Linked DNA regions of Mus musculus: region 2 is linked to region 1. Evidence: chromatin loops called from intact Hi-C (ENCODE). Cell type or tissue: left cerebral cortex. All regions are shown on one strand.

Region 1 (8,000 bases):
TAGCTGGTAGACAGGTTTTCATGGGAAGGTCCCTAGTTCCTGACTTTTTCTGCTTCCTGATCTGCGTGATGCGAATAGCTTCCCATACATGCTCCTATGATGGGGTCCTATTGCTGTGGCCTGAACCACCATGCTAAGCCTTCTCTGTCATAGTGAAATGTCTTGAGACCATGAGCCCAAAGAATTCTTTCACCCTTTACATACACTGTTTCTGCCAGCTATTTTGACCATGCTACCTCAAAAGCAACAAATAAAAATGCTTATAAAAACGTATATGCAAGCAGCCAGGCAACCTTGTGTGTATGCATGGGGCTTAGGCACGGAGCTTAAATCACTCTTGTAAATCTGCTCCATTCAATTTAGTAAAACGTTCTCCTGTCTACTTTGGGTGAGAGATGGCATGGGGAGTTGGGGACCCAGAGAAGACAAAGCTGTCACCCTTCTGCTGGGTGATATGTGAGGTAGTACACTAGTTTAGCTTTCTGTCGCTGTTAGAAGCACCATGGCCAAAGAAAGCAATTTGAGGAGAAAAGGTTTATTTGACTTAGAGTTTCAGGTCACAGCCTGTCACTTAGGAAAGTGTCAGGAGGCCCTCAGCAGGAGCAGAGTCAGGAACAAGTGAGGAACCTGCTTACTGAATTTTTCCCAGGCTTACATTCAGGTGCCTGTTTATTATTTATTTTGTGTTTAGATATTTGTTTACTTTTTTCTATGTATATGGGTGCTTTGCCTGCATGTGTTCCTATGTATCACATATATATCTAGTGCCCTGGGAGGCCAGAGGGTGGCACTGGATCCCCTGGAACTGGAGTTACAGAAGAGCATAAGTAGTCATGTGGATGCTAGGAATCAAATCTGGGTCCTTTGGAAGAACATCCACTGTTCCATCCTTGAGCCATCTCTCTAGCCTCCCTAGCTGCCTTACTTATATATCCGAGGACCACCTGCTCACTCAGAAGTGGGACTACCCACAGTGCACTGGGCCCTCCCATGTCAATCCATCAATAATCAAGAAAAGTCTCACTGGTATGGGACCAATCTGAAGGAGGCACATTTTCAGTTGAGAGTTCTCCATCCCAGATATGTCTAGGACTAGTGGTAGACAAGGAAGGGTCTACTACTGAGTTACATGCTGTCCCTAATTAAATAGATGCTGATTGGGCCTCTGTCCTGATTCCATACACCAAGCTGAGCAGATATCCCCTGAGACTGTACATATGCAAAACACTGACTCTGGCAGACAGAGGGGCTTGCAAGTCCCTGGTGGTTTTTAGCTCAGGCAGTAACTTATTTTTTCTCTCACCAAAGGCAGTTATCCCTGAGTTTAGTAAATGTACTTTTGCCTTCTCCCCATCCTATAAAAGAAGTACTGGTTCGGGGTTCTGTGGTCAAGAACTCCCAGTTCAAGCTCTCTCAACAGAAGTAGAATGGCCTGTTCCAGGCTGGTCTGGTGCCAGAGCCCTGATGGAGGCAGGTTTCTTACTTGCCTCTACTTCCTGTATATTCTTTGTCTCTGCACTTGCACCTTTCCCTTGACCCCAGTACTTTGATAATGATCTGTGCTGGTACACTCATGCCCTGGCCTCGGATTCCACCACCCACATGCCCTTTCTGGGAGGTTGTTTTGTAAAAAAGGAGTTGTCAATGTTGGCATTTCAGATGGGAGACGGACATTTGAGTGGTGCCTTTCATGTTTCCTATAAATTAAGGGATGTTAAGATTGCACCTGATAGCGATCATAATTTGAGGTCTCTGAGACTTCTTTGAGAATGTGTTAGGGACCTGGGTGAGAATCCGAGGTTCTTCTGCTAGGTCACAACCATTTCCCAATAGCCCTGCCTTCCCCCAACCTTTGAGGTACGGGAGAGTATTTAAGATCTAAACTATAGCATCAGGATTTAGAGAAAAAAAGCCAAGTGGGCTCCTCTCCCAAACTCTTCCATGTCTTCTATGGGCAGGTCCTTAAGATGTCAGTTCTGAGGGGGAGGAAAGTGGTAGACAGTGGTGCCAACATGCCATTTCTTCCTACCCAAGGAAGGGCGACAGCCATTTTTAGGACTTGCCAAATGTCACATCAAGTATCGGGTAAGAAAGTCCCTATTGCTAATCCACGCCCAGTGACCATGTCCTCCCCCCAGGTGAGCGCAGCCACCTTTCGGGAGTAGATGTGCACGTTTTTCAGAACCTGCCTTGGCTGGTTAGTTGGTGAGGTTTTTCTGCTTCATTATAAGTAGAACATCAGGCATCTTTAGTAGCTTTTGGCAGGCGAAGGATCAGAGCTGTACTCAGCATCCAAATGTAGAGTCAGAAGGCTCAGAATCAAAGGGAAGGCATTTTGTTTGAAGTCAATTCTCAGGTCATCATACAGCGGTCCTGCCATTTACGGGAACTGGGATGAGGAATTTTGGCTGCTGTTGGTTGTCTTGTGCTGGCAGACAGTCCCAGAACACCCAGAACCTGATTGTTGGCTTCAAAACTAAAATAAAAGCTATTGATATGGAAGAACTAAAGAAGGACAGCTCCAGCGGGGTCAGCGTACTGTTTTCAGATATTCCGGGTTTGCCTTTATCCCACATAGAACATGAGATGCCCGTGTTTGCCATGGAAACCGCCGGAGGGAAGCTGGGAGGATGTAGAACTTGGCAGGTGATTCTAGCCTACAGTATAGCTGGCACCCAGTGCACAGGAAAGATGAGTGACACCTGAGAAGTCTGGAGGAGCCAGATCCAAACAGCAGGTGCATCTTACCAGCAATGGGGAAATCTCTTCTCCAAACTGTAAGGCTGGGCAGCTTGGTGTATTTTGGACACGTGGGGTTAATTTTAGCTCCCCATTGAAGCTTTAAAAACCAAGTGAGGAGCTTAAGAGATGGCCCTGTCAGTAAAGTGGGGCTTGAGTTTGAATCCCTAGTATCCATATCAAAGCCAGGTGGTGCACCTATGACCTCAGTGCAGAGGGAACAGGCAGAGTTAGGGAAATCCTTGGAGCTTGGCGGTTAGTCTAGCCAACCAACACACGTGCGTGCTGGAGCTTGCACAAAATACACTTCTTACAGTGTTCTCAACATAGTATGTACTATCTCTCTGTCTGGGGAAAGACCCTCTTTATTTCCTGGGTTTCCTTGTCATTCCATGAATGTGTATAGTTAGTTACACTGCCAGTATACTTTAGTGTTTAGAAGTGTACTTCTAAAAACAATATTCTGTTATTGGACAGAGATACTGGTACTCAGGATTCAATACTGGTGCCAGCACAAGGTACAGAGGTTGAGTTCACACTGGTAGGTGAGCACCCACACAGCTCTTCCTGGCTTTTGGCTGAAGGAGGGTGAGCTTGTATCTCCTCAGCCTAACCCCACTCGTTTGCTGGCTCCATTTCCCCTGGGAACCAGACTTTGCCCTGGGCTTTGGGCTCAAGCCCCTGGAAGCACCTATAGCTTCACATAGTAATTTTTCCTAGACTCAAGCTCTCTCCTCTCCTCGGTCAGGCTCCTTCCCAGATTTTATTATGGGATGGCACTGAGCTCATTCTTCCAGACTTCGAGGCTCCTTGTCTATCTGGGGCAGAACTTTTATTCCTGGAGAGGAGAGTCGTGGACTTCCCACTGAGTATCTCAGCTGCCTTTTCTCTCTGTCAACATATGTGAGAGGGTCTGAATCGCCCTTAATTCCCTGCAGCTGGCCTCACTCAGCACGGCTGCTGGAAGACATGATTCTTTTGTTCCCTTGTTTTTTTCTTTAAGCAAGTAATTTTTTTTTTTTTTGAGTTCTGGGTGGGTGTCATCTGCAGTTTTTAGGGAAAAACTCCCTCTCTGAAAACTTCTGGGCAGGACATTAAAACTGCTGGTGGGGAAGAGGCCATTGCCTGTGATTGGTGAATGAGACTACCACCAAGGAAGTAGGGCAAGGGGTAGTGCCTTTGAATCTGCATCCATATTCTCTGCTGTGTGATCTTGGGACATCCCTGGCCTTCTCTGGGCCACATTCTTACATCTGTAAGGATGGGGTTGAGTTTAATTAAAGGTTTTCAGTTAAAAACAAAAGCCCACTCTCAGTGGTCTTCTGGTGAACCAGGGTTTCAGGAAAAAGAGTTTCAAACTCTGTACATTCAGAGTTTCAATACTCTCAGCTCGAAACTTCCCCATGGACCCAGGATCTTTATGCGTTTTAGTCAGCTCTATGCTGCTGCTTTAAGAGTCAACCTAAGGACAAAAGACTTGACTCATATTCCAAACATTTTAGTCCAAGGTTATTTGACTCTGTTTTTCCGTTTCTCGACCTGTGACCATGCAGGACATAACAAACACGGTAAAGCAAGGAAGCTAGGAGAGAGAGAGAGAGAGAGAGAGAGAGAGAGAGAGAGGATGGGAGGAAAGGAACAAGGGAGGGAGGGAGGAAGGGAGAGGGGGCAGTCCTCAGGGATTTACTCCATTCAAATAGGTCCTACCTCCTGAATGTCTATTACCACCCAATAGTCCATCAATTTTTATATGTATAGCATTAATGAAGTCAGAGTCCCCATGATGCAATAAATTCCTAAGACCCCTCCCCCCCACCTCTGAATATTGCAACATTGGAGACAAAGTCTTCAATACACAAGCCTTTAGTGGACACTGCATCTAAACCATAACGCCTCCCTTTAGATACATACTGAAACACACTTTCTTGTTTTATGTGGTTCTGAAACCTCTGAGTTTTGAAGCTGAAGAGGTCAAGTGGAATGGTCAGTATCCTCAAGACTGTGGTAAAACTTGCCTGGGGTTGGGAACTTCCTACGAAAGAAGCCTGAAGCCATGGATCTGGTAGTTACTAGTAGGAGTGTGGAACCCAAGAACAGATTTTCTGGGTTTCTGCTCTAGATTGGATCTGAGATATTGCTTCAAGGCTTGGCTTCCTCCAACCCGTGGGTGGCAGAACCTTTAAGAAGTGGGGCATAGTAGGATATCTTTAAACCACTGGAGGTGTGTCCTCTAAGGAGACTGTCTCTGCATGGAAATGAGGACATAACCATGCTAAGGTCTAAAGAGAAGGATTTATTGTAGGACTCGAGGGGAGAGTAAAGCCAGAGGCATCTGCAAGAGTCCAGAGCAGTGAGAGAAAGAAGTCAGCAGTATGAACTGGGCCATGAGATGAGAGACATGGCATGGAAGGGGTGGCAAAAGAAGAAGACAAGAGAGAAGGGAAAGAGGTCATGTGGATCAAGAAGGAAGCTGAGGACTGAGAGAGTAGAGGGAAGAGAGGGCAGAAAGAGAGAACCAAGGGAGGGCATGACCAAAATGAAAGCCTCTGTGTTGTAGACATTTAGGGTAGGGGCTGGTTATTACCAGCCAGTATGACTCTGTAACAGGTACTTGCTGAGAAAGCCTAGAGACCAGCATGTGCTTGGGTGTGCTAAGAGGCACCTTGATGGGCTATTTGTCCTGAGATTATTTGGGACCCGAGAGTCTCTTTCCCGTTCTTTGTGCTTCCATGGCTGCTATATGGCAGGCATGTGGCTAGCCCTACCTTACACTCTCACTAGGATGCACTCCCTTGCTGCAGGTCATGAAACAGCCAGGCCAACTCATGGGAAGCTAAAAATATCTCCAAAACTGCTACTTAACATGAACTCGCCCTCTTTCTAAGTCAATTATCTCAGATGGTTATAGTAATATAAAGTCACTAACATATTTACCCCAGTTTAACTACCTTTTCTCTGTGTGCCCCAAACCTGTCCAAATCTCAATTGTCTTTATCACAGCTTGTCTTCTGTTAAAGTTACCAGCACTTGCATGAACCACCTGGCCCAAATCTAAGTTCTATCGGGTAATCTTTATGCCTCAGTTTCTTTGTATGCTTCCCACCTCCATCTAGTTTTCACTTATTAGCCATTTCGTGAAGTTAATGGGCATGTGGTTTCAGTCCTTTCCAAGAATGAACAGGTAAACAATATATTGATATATGATGATAATGCATCCCATTCTATTCCTTCCCCGCTGGCCATTTCTCATTCAGTTAGCCGTTATCCTGTATCCATCAATTCAAGGAAGAATGGGTTCAGCATAAAACAGCAAAAATAATGAGAGTCAGTTGTAGAAGTGTGAAGTCTCAAAGCCTTAGACTCCAGTAGAGTAGAGAAATCTTATACTCATGAGTAAGTTTGTGATTGAAATCAAGTGGTAGTGATAGGGAAGTCAACTCCATGATGTGGTGTCATGTGCTTGATGTAAAAATATGTTTTGAATTGGAGAAGAATAGGGCTCTGTTTGTGGTGTTTCTGAGTTTGTGGACCAGGATTCCCACTTCTATGCTAAGCCTGTGGTGTACAACTCTTATCTATGACAGATTCCCTTCTGACTGGTTCTTTCCTAGTGGAAATCAGAGAGGATTCACCTGGATGAAAGAGCTTATATCATCAGCTGACAGTGTTTTCAGGACTAAATCTTGAGCTAGGGCTTTGGCCACTAGATGAGTACAATGGGCTAACCAAACATATTAGTCAGTGTTAGGAAAGTGTCCAGACGAGCAGATGTTGAGTAGCAGCTGGAGCACTGGTCATCTGTGCTTGACAGTGAATGAATGAGGACATGGCCCTGACTTCCATCATTCTGGGTATATGGCCAAGGAGTTGACTATTTTTCATTTATACTAATAAATAGTCATCAGAACCACCTAGAAACGAGACCCATCCTATTAACTTATCCTTCTGCAGGTCACTGAAATGTAAATTCATTGACTTTAGGGAGCGAAGAAGTCAAGCTCAAGGGATATCTTCACACATCTGTAAGCATGTGATCAACAGATCACAACTCAAAACATAGAATCTCAAACAGTCTCCTGTGTTCTTCTCACTCCTCAATACTCACCACCATGTAGTTACTGTTTGCAACTATTTTATAATAGAATTTCCTACTGAGGAAGCTTTAAAATTTTCTTAAGTATAATTTATTATGTTTCTCTTTTCTGGATGTTATATTTTATATTCTCCTTTGAAAATTTTTGCCTGTTCTAGTACCACAAATACATTCTCCCCAAGTTCACATTTGAGTCTACAGCTCATCTTTGACTAATTTTTGTATGTGATGAGTTAGGGTGAAAGTTCCTTTATAGTAAGTGAGCCTTGACACTGTGTAGCATAAGTCTCCAAACATTTTCCAACATGCCTTGGTTTTTCCAAATAAGATTAGAATCACCATTTCAATTTCCAACAAAACAAAATGAAACAAGCCAGCTGGACTTTTCATTCGGATTCAACTTACTCTATAGTTTAGTCTGAGAAAATTGACGTCTGCGATGATTAATCTTCATCATTTACTTGCCAGGATTTAGAACTATTTAGGAGATTGGGGAAGTACATTTCTGGGAATGTCTGGGAGGGTGTTTATAGACAAGTTTAACTGAGGGAAGACCAATGCAGGTGGCTATAGTCCCAGATGAAATAGAAGGGAGGAAAGGGGCACTTCCAAGAATGCATTTCTCCTGTCTGCTTCATGGCCTGCTAGGATGTGAGCATCTGTGCTCTACCATGATCTACCCTCCATGGCACATGGAAATCTCTGAAACTAGGAACCCAAGTAATCATTCCTTCCTCAACTTGTTTCTGTGATATATATTTTGGTCAGAATGAAACATAAGCCTCTTACTAATATTGAGTCTTTGAACCCTTGAACACATTTTTTCCATTGTTAACTGAGATCTCCTTTAGTTTCTCTTAGCGATATTATAGAATTTTAGCATAGAAAACATTCAAATCTTCTATCTAACATATTGAATATTTTATATTTTGATTCAACCATACTTTGAATTTTGAAATGCTCAGCTTCTTTGTTTATAAAGAATAGAAAATTGCTTTTCATATGGAAAGAATGTTCCCATAAATTTAGTAAGGATTGTTTTTCATCTATGGTAATAAGTAGTTAGCAGAATTGGTTATAAGTTTGTTCAACTGGCCAATGATTGCTTATTGCAGTGATTATACCATTTCAAACCATGAAATTATTGTTAATATTTTGTTTCTGAAAA
Region 2 (8,000 bases), 66 kb after region 1:
AGAGAGGTGTGTCTACCTGTGCCATGTGCCCATCTTCCTAAATGGATCCAAAACATTGATACCAGTGCTTGCCTTTGATCTGGCAGCTAAGTTTCTGCAGGGAAGTGATAAGATTTACCTGTCCCGTGTGAGTTATAGCAAGTGAGGGAGAAGTGATTTACGTGTGTGTGTAGGGGAAGGGGTTGCCGATGCTATATGTAAAATGACATTGTTTTATAGATAGTCTGTAATATCTTTGGAATTTATTATTGTCCTGGGGCATCTTGGAAACAACCTTTAGCAGATAGTAGTGAATGGCTGGAGAGACAGAGAGAGACAGAGAGAGACACAGAGAGAGACAGAGAGAGTCAAAGAAACTAAGAGACAGAGAGACATAGAGAAACAGAGACAGTCACACACACACACACACACACACACACAGAGAGAGAGAGAGAGAGAGAGAGAGAGAGAGAGAGAGAGAGAGAGAGAGAGAGCTCTGCGTCCAAATGGGAATGGGTAGAGCAGAGGACCAATGAGAAAGGTGTGCTCAGCCTGCATTGTATGGAAACCAGGATTCCTTGTGAGGTGCCGGACTGGGCTCAGGGATAGAAGGCGTCTTGGGATCGTTGTGAAGCAGGTAAGCAGTTGTTTCTGTTCATCTCCTCCAGAGGAAGCCACCGAGGAAGAGAAGTTGCTAAGCAGGAAGATGATGAAATACTGGGCTAACTTTGCCAGGAGCGGGTGAGTGAGCCAGCCAGCCTCCCTGCAGTTGGTTGTCTGAGGATGGCTATCTTACTGGATGACTGCTCTCACTTCCAGGGATCCTAACGGTGCCGACCTGCCTCCGTGGCCAGTCTATGATGAGAATGAACAGTACCTGGAACTGGATGTGAACATCAGCACTGGGCGGAGACTGAAAGACCAGAGGGTGGAGTTTTGGACAGACACCCTCCCCCTGATCCTGTCTGCTTCCAAAGCGCTGCTCAGTCCCACGTTCTCCTTAATCCTCCTATCACTACTGTCGCCTGTCCTTCTCTCCGCTGCTTCTTAGAAGTCATCAGTATTTGGTTCTGATTTTCTTCTGTCGAAGTTTCTCCCTCAGCCATTATCCCTGTTCCCAGCTGAGCTGCTTTCCTGGGGATTTCTGTGCGCTAATCTGCTTTAGCTGGTGTTTTATGGGCTTAGGGATGAACCTCATAAAATTCTTTTCAACATCAAAAAAAAAAAAAAAGAAAAGAAAAGAAAAATTCAATTTGTCTTGGAAGGTAATGAAATTTTCTCAATGAGTCTGGAGGAGGGCTGGCCCATTACTTGTCACAGAATGATCCCATTACTCATATGAAATAAAACCAGAATGCAAAATGTATGCAGGGAACACAATTTAATTTGTTCTCATAAATCCCCTTCTACTACCCCTTCCCCCAGCACTCAGGATGCAGCTATCGGATACAATAGGAGTCCTTTAGCCCCAGTGTAGTGTAGCTTTTAGTATGAGCCACGTCTTGGCACCTCTTGGTTTGAGCTGTGTCTTAGTGGGATGTGTGGGGGAGGGGCACCTGCTGGGAAGGTTCTGCTCTGACATCATTCAAGGTCCAGGGGTGTGGAGGTCTAAAGCCAGACAGCAAGGGTCAGGCCAAGGACAAGAAGAAAGGAGGCTTCGATGATGTGGTTAAAGGTGATTCCCCAATTCATCAAAGCTACGCCAAGTGCATCATATATGCCAGGTATGTCCCCAATGGGTACAGTGGGGTTTAGGAAAGATCCACATCTCTGAAGATCTTATGGTGTAAGTTTAGTGAGTGCTACTCAGGAAAGGCAAGGTGTGTTAAGATTTAGAAGAGAGGGAACTTGATTTAGAGCAAAGCTGTAGGGTCCCTTTGGAGAACTCACATTTACGAGAAAAAGGATAGAATCAAGTTAGCCACCTGGCAGAGATGTGTGTGTGTGTGTGTGTGCGTGTGCGTGTGTGTGTGTCTGTCTGTCTGTCTGTGTGTTCTTGTCACCATTCGAAAACAGTAAGGTGACACTCTTACTCTTTATATCCCTCCTGTATACCTGGATAACTGGTCCCAGTGTCTTGTTTTTGCTGTGACCGCTTCAGGATTATACATGATGTACAAACAAGTTTCTGTGATGACAGTAACTTTGGGTTTATCTGGCTCAAACATCTCCAACTGACAGACTGGCTCGGACTGCCCAGAAGTACATTTTTCAGACCACGCCAAAAAAAGAAAAAAAAAATGTAATTGGTAGTGGGCTAATTTTATTGGAGGAACTCTGTATTCAAAGCTGTCATTTCAACTTCTCTAGGAAATAAAAACAAATTCTGGAGTCAGCAGAGTCCTGATCGCATGTGCTGGGAACCCTTGGAGAGCTTTGGTACACGTTGGAAGACAGGTCTTCCTCAAGACTGTCTCTGATATCATTCAGGAAGCTGTCATGCTCTTCCAGAGCCAGTCTCTCTCTGCCTCTACTTACTCTCTGAATGCACCATCCAACACTGTGGGCTGTCTCTAGCTCAAGTGGTTTTGGAATAGGTAGATCAGAGATACCTGGATCTCTCTATGGTTCTAGAAAGAGGTCCCTCCATTAGTAAGGGAAATGGAAAATTTCATGACCTCTGCAGTTGTTGAGAACTCTTTCTTATCTTGATGTTTGGAAAAACTATCAGCTAGAAGCACTTATTTAAAACAAAACAAAACAAAACAAAACAAAACAAAACAAAACAAAAAAGTTACAGGGTTGGGGCAGTCAATAGAGTGCTTGTTTTCCAAGTGTGAGCAACAGACTCCACATACAAATTTTGGGTGTTGTAGTAAGCACCCCTAATCCTCATGTTGGGGAGGTGGAGACTAAAGGATCCCTGGGTCACTGGCCAACCAATCTAGTCTCATCAGTGAGCTCCAGGACTGTGAGAGACCCTGTCTTAAAGGGCATGGGCTGCATTCCTGAGGGAGGGTGACACCTGATACTGTCCTTTGTTTTCCACATGCACACACATGTGTCATGTATACACATGTGAACACACATGTGAACACAATGCATTATGTTACTACTACATAAAACAATATTGCATGCTTCATTTACACTGTCCATGTCCAGCATCCTTGAGTAGGGTTCTAATTTTGGCAAGTGTCTTTCTAGTGACATTTCCAAGTCACCCAGACATAGAGGCCTATCCCTTTCTCTTCACATGCAATCTGATGTGTTGTGGATTTGAAGTTGACATATACACGAAAGTTTGTGTATCTTAGGGTTACCAATGCTGTGAAGAGACACCATGACCAAGGCAACTCTTATAAAGGACAGCATTTAATCAGGGCTGGCTTACAGTTTCAGAAGTTCAGCCCATTATCATCATGGCAAGAAACATAGCAGCATCCAGGCAGGCATGGTGATGGAGGAGCTGAGAGTTCTACATCTTGTTCCAAAGGCAAACAGGAGAAGACTGGCTTCCAGGCAGCTAGGAGGAGGGTCTCAAAGCCTACCCCAAAGTGACGTATTTCCTCTAATAAGGCCACACCTACTCCAATAAGGTCACATCTCCTAATAGTGCTACTCCCTGGACCAAGCAAATTCAGACCACCTCATGATGTCTTTTTGTTTGGTTGTTTGGTTGTGACTCCCCTCTTTGGGCTGTAGAGGAATCATTTTGATGAATATTCTAGTATCCAGTGGCTGACCAATCTCCAGGTACAATGAAGTAGAAGCTCCCTGCATGGGCCCCAGACATCTTTATTTTCAGTTCACTGATATTTGATGCTCACTTTGATTCAGAATCCACAAGTCCATGCTCGGTCTACGTATACTTCCTCTTCAGAAGTCTGTTTTAAATCCTGGACTAGAATGAATGTCTTCAGACATGTTTCATGTATCCTGGTCTGGCCTTGAACTCAATACATAATTGAGTGACTCTGGACTCCTACCTCCTAGGTGCTAGGATTATCAATATGTGCTTTCACTCCTAGCTTTGCAGATGTAGTTTCATGAGTTATTTTGGGAATGATTATTATTTCATTTTAAAACAATATTTATGGAATCAAGATATTTTTAAGGGCTGAATGGCTCAGTGGTTAAGAGCACTGACTGCTCTTCCAAAGGTCCTGGGTTCAAATCCCAGCAACCACATGGTCTCTCTTTTCTCCCCTCCCCTCCCCTCCCCTCCCCTCCCCTCCCCTCCCCTCCCCTCCCCTCTTCTCTTCTTTTCTTTTCTTTTCTTTTTCTGAGACAGAGTTTCTCTGTGTAGCCCTGGATGTCCTGGAATTCACTCTGTAGACCAGGCTGGCCTCGAACTCAGAAATCTGCCTGCCTCTGCCTCCCAAGTGCTGAGATTAAAGGCGTGTGACACCACTGCCAGCCCTGTGAGCTATTTTAATTCACCAACTGGAAGACCACAAACCTTCCTTCTCATCTGCAATACAGTATGCAGTTCATAGCAGCCATCTATGCTTTCCCTCATTGTACAAAATGTAATAATTTTATTATTTGAAGCTAAATACGTTTTCTTCTTCTTCTTCTTCTTCTTCTTCTTCTTCTTCTTCTTCTTCTTCTTCTTCTTCTTCTTCTTCTTCTTCTTCTTCTTCTTCTTCTCCTTCTCCTCCTCCTCCTCCTCCTCCTCCTTCTTCTCCTTCTCCTCCTCCTCCTCCTCCTCCTCCTCCTCCTCCTCCTCCTCCTCCTCCTCCTCCTCCTCCTCCTCCTCCTTCTTCTTCTTCTTCTTCTTCTTCTTCTTCTTCTTCTTCTTCTTCTTCTTCTTCTTCTAGAAAGCCTTTTTAGCTATCCCACTCCCGATCTTGAGCCCCTTTCATTAAATCAAAACAAGATCAAGATTTAGGAACAAAACTCATCTGTGCCTGTGAATCTCGTAGTGTCCAGCAGATGGCAGCACGAAAACAAGGAAAAGGTGCTTCCTCCTGCTGGAGGCTCAGGGCAGCTGAGCAACACTGTACACACCTAGGATGGAAAACAGGCACACTGAATTAGAAAGAGCAATATCTTCGTCTTTCATTTTTGCTGTAACATTTGGCATGGGAAGCGGTGTTCTACGTGACCCAAAAGGCAAGACTCACAAGCAGAAGAGAGGTTGATCAAGGTCTGAAGTGGTTTGTTTTGTACTTTCTGCAAAGTTCCGGAAGAGCTTCAGGTGAGGCCAAGCTTCCTCCCAGGCCGACCTTTTCTTCTGTTCTCTAGACGGCCTCCGAACTGAGGATCGTTTGCTCAAGTCAAAAGCCCAGTTCTCCTCTCCTCAGCCTCTGGCCAGAGATGCATAGCAGCTTCCATCTTTCTTAGAGGTGGGGAGAGAGTAAGGATTGTGCTCAGTCTTACACTGGGGAAGATACCATGCCTGGTACTTCCCCAGACATCTTGCCCACAGCTGAGAGGGAGGCCATTTTGCTCATAACCTTTGCTTCCTGCAAAAGTTAAAAAGTGTGCCTCATTTGTTCCCTGGGAAGGAAAGGGTAGAAAAACAAACAAACAAACAAATAAACAAACAAAAACTAGAACGGCAACAGCAACAAAACAAGAATAAATATAAGGAGGAGGAGAAAGAGGAGGAGGGAAGAGGAGAAGGAGGAGGAGGAGGAGGACATCGTTGTCATCATCATCAACAGCAGCAACAACAACGACGATGTACGTTGCCATTCGAGTGTGTCAAATTAGGACACTCTTACTGAAGAGCGTTGGCTGGAATGGATTGGAGCTCATGTGTAGACTTAAGGGTGACTACTAAGGGAACCTGCCAGGAATAGCGCTGTGAGAGGGAGAAGGCAAGTGTGGGGAAGCAGCTGAGCAGTGCACAGTGTGCTTGCGAAGATAAGGTTGCCGGAATACATGTGAGAATCTATGGGGGCAGCTTTCATGCTCTGATCTGCAGGAAATAATTAGGAAAAAAAGCCAGAAAGTCCTATTAGTCCATCTTCCGTTGCCATAACAACATACTTGAGGCTGAGAGGCTCGCAAAGATAAAAAAGCTTATGGAACCCACAGTCATGGAGTCCAAGAGCATAGTGTTGGCAACTGCTTGGCTTTGGTGAGGACTTCAGGGTAGATGTAGATGACACTGCAGTCATGGGAGCACGTTCAGAAGAGAGCTCCTGCCGGGAAGATAGTCTCACCTGTGAACAGCAACATCAATCTATTCTGTCCTTCCATGTTCAACAAATACCACAGCTGAAAGAGTTGGAGAGTCGGATACCCTGTCCAAATTCTGTCTCCTGGGTGGAAGCAGACCCAGAGAGAAGTCTTGCTTTGCTTAATTAAGCCTTGAATTCCTGGCCTGATTTCCATCAGGGATGGACAGGGACATGGAAGTTGTAAGCTGACATAAATGCTTTCCCCCCCTCAACTTGCTTTTGTTGAAGGTGTTTAACACAGTTGCAATAGCAACTTCACTGTGCCCAGCACAGAATCTAGAATCTGGAATTGTCCAGAGAATTAAGCACCTGGCCTAGGTTCTGACAGCGATCGATCACTGAAGCTCAGGAGGTGACTGCGGTGACCGTGACTCTTGATCAATCTAGTGCCTGTCACCTAGCTGGCGATAGTGGTCAAGATAGTTGTCGTATGTTACCAAGTGACTATCGATGGTGCATTTCCCACACAAGTAGTCTGTTTTCAGGTATGGATCATTTTGCAGACAGAGAAGTAGGCTGTTAATGTTTCCCTACTTAACTAATTTTTATTTTGTCATCATTTATTTTTTTAGTACACTGACATGTTTCCCACAATTACTTTTAATTTATTGCATGTAATACTGGCTTTCCATTTATAAAAATGAGTGTCTGAAATTGAAAAAATAATTAGTGCTTTTAAAGAACTTTAAAGAAGACACAGTGACGGAAATGGTCTGCTGATACAGTGTGAACCTTCAAATATAAAGCAGAACGGGCGGGAGTGGGGGAGGGGGTTGAGTTTAGGGAGGAGATGCCCCTCTGAAAAGCATGCCCAGCAACTTATTTCCTCTCCCCAGAGCCCCTCTCCTTGCAGTGCATTCGGCTGTGGCTTCATCAAAGGGTGGTTAAGCTGCCGAAGTCAGTCCCTTCATGATCCACTCAGCTCAATAGCTCTGTGACCTGGGGCCAAGTATTCAACACTTAAAAGATTTAGTTAGCCATGTGATGAGGGAACTAATGTCAGCAGCTTGGGGAAGTGCATGATCACGTCTGAACTTGAAAGCCTAGCACCATCAGGGATACCAGGCCACAGAAACTGGGAGATGTATCCTAATATCCTAGCTGAGCAACTTTGTGGCTTCAAGTTGCTCTACAGTTGTTGCACCTTCTTCTTAGGGCCAATTATATCTGACTCTGAGGCTGGAGTTCTACAATGGAGGAAGCCTTATATATAAAGTTGGATATGTTTATGCACATCTGCCATGGATTTGTTACAGACTGTTCAGATGAAAGAGAATAACCATGGCTTGGTGGCCCTAAAGGACTTCTTAGAAACTCTTTGAAGGAAGGTGGTGTTTTCTGCTACATTAGACATAAACATGGTCTGTTTATGCAGGGCAGTGATTGAGTTTTGGGGCGGGGACAGCACATCCTTAAAGTGAGCACAGAGAAGTCAGAGAATTGTTGCAGTATCATGATGCACACCTCTCTCTCCTCCTCTCTCCTCTCTCCTCTCTCTCTCCTCTCTCCTCTCTCCTCTCTCCTCTCTCCTCTCTCCTCTCTCCTCTCTCCTCTCTCCTCTCTCCTCTCTCCTCTCTCCTCTCTCCTCTCTCCTCTCCATGGCTTATGGTGAGTCCCCTGAAACACAAATATATAGAAGCCCTGTTCCAGAGAAGAGGTGGGAAGAAATGTAAGGGATGATGGTTTTGGTTCTGTAGCATGCCGTGCTCTCTGAACTCAGACTTGACGTTGGAGGAATTGTGTCCAACTAGTCTCAGCTGTGAAAGATGACACAGAAGACCATAAAATCCCTGAGATCTCTGCAGGCATCAGGCTCAGAAGGCCAGTGTACTAACTGTAGGCGTCACACAGGGGGATTAAAGGAGATTAGATTAATTTTCTTCTCAATTC

The links. A loop is a pair of places that touch in the nucleus more often than their neighbours do. Peaks named below come from ENCODE experiments on the same cell type or tissue, not always from the same donor. Only the 100,000 strongest peaks of a DNase experiment are listed, where the experiment ranks them.
Region 2: a loop joins it to region 1, with 2.3 times the contacts of the local background. A loop is called at or near these places in 2 of 42 quality-filtered maps.

The regions. Positions count from the first base shown.
Region 1 is chr8:93,558,393-93,566,392 of GRCm38, reverse strand. It overlaps Gm26843 (a long non-coding RNA gene), which reads left to right. Exons shown (of 10, transcript XR_003947433.1): 10 at 1-408. Among named protein-coding and RNA genes, the nearest start is that of Ces5a, 27 kb to the right of the region's middle. In left cerebral cortex, no CTCF peak of the experiment used is centred here; DNase peaks (open chromatin) are centred at 2,218, 2,606, 3,565 and 4,904; H3K27ac peaks cover 332 bases.
Region 2 is chr8:93,492,408-93,500,407 of GRCm38, reverse strand. Ces5a (carboxylesterase 5A) reads left to right here. Exons shown (of 13, transcript NM_001381850.1): 12 at 648-720; 13 at 799-1,345. The coding sequence ends at 1,030. Among named protein-coding and RNA genes, the nearest start is that of Ces5a, 39 kb to the left of the region's middle. In left cerebral cortex, a CTCF peak has its summit at 4,875 (motif pointing right); DNase peaks (open chromatin) are centred at 891, 4,864 and 5,764; H3K4me3 peaks cover 204 bases.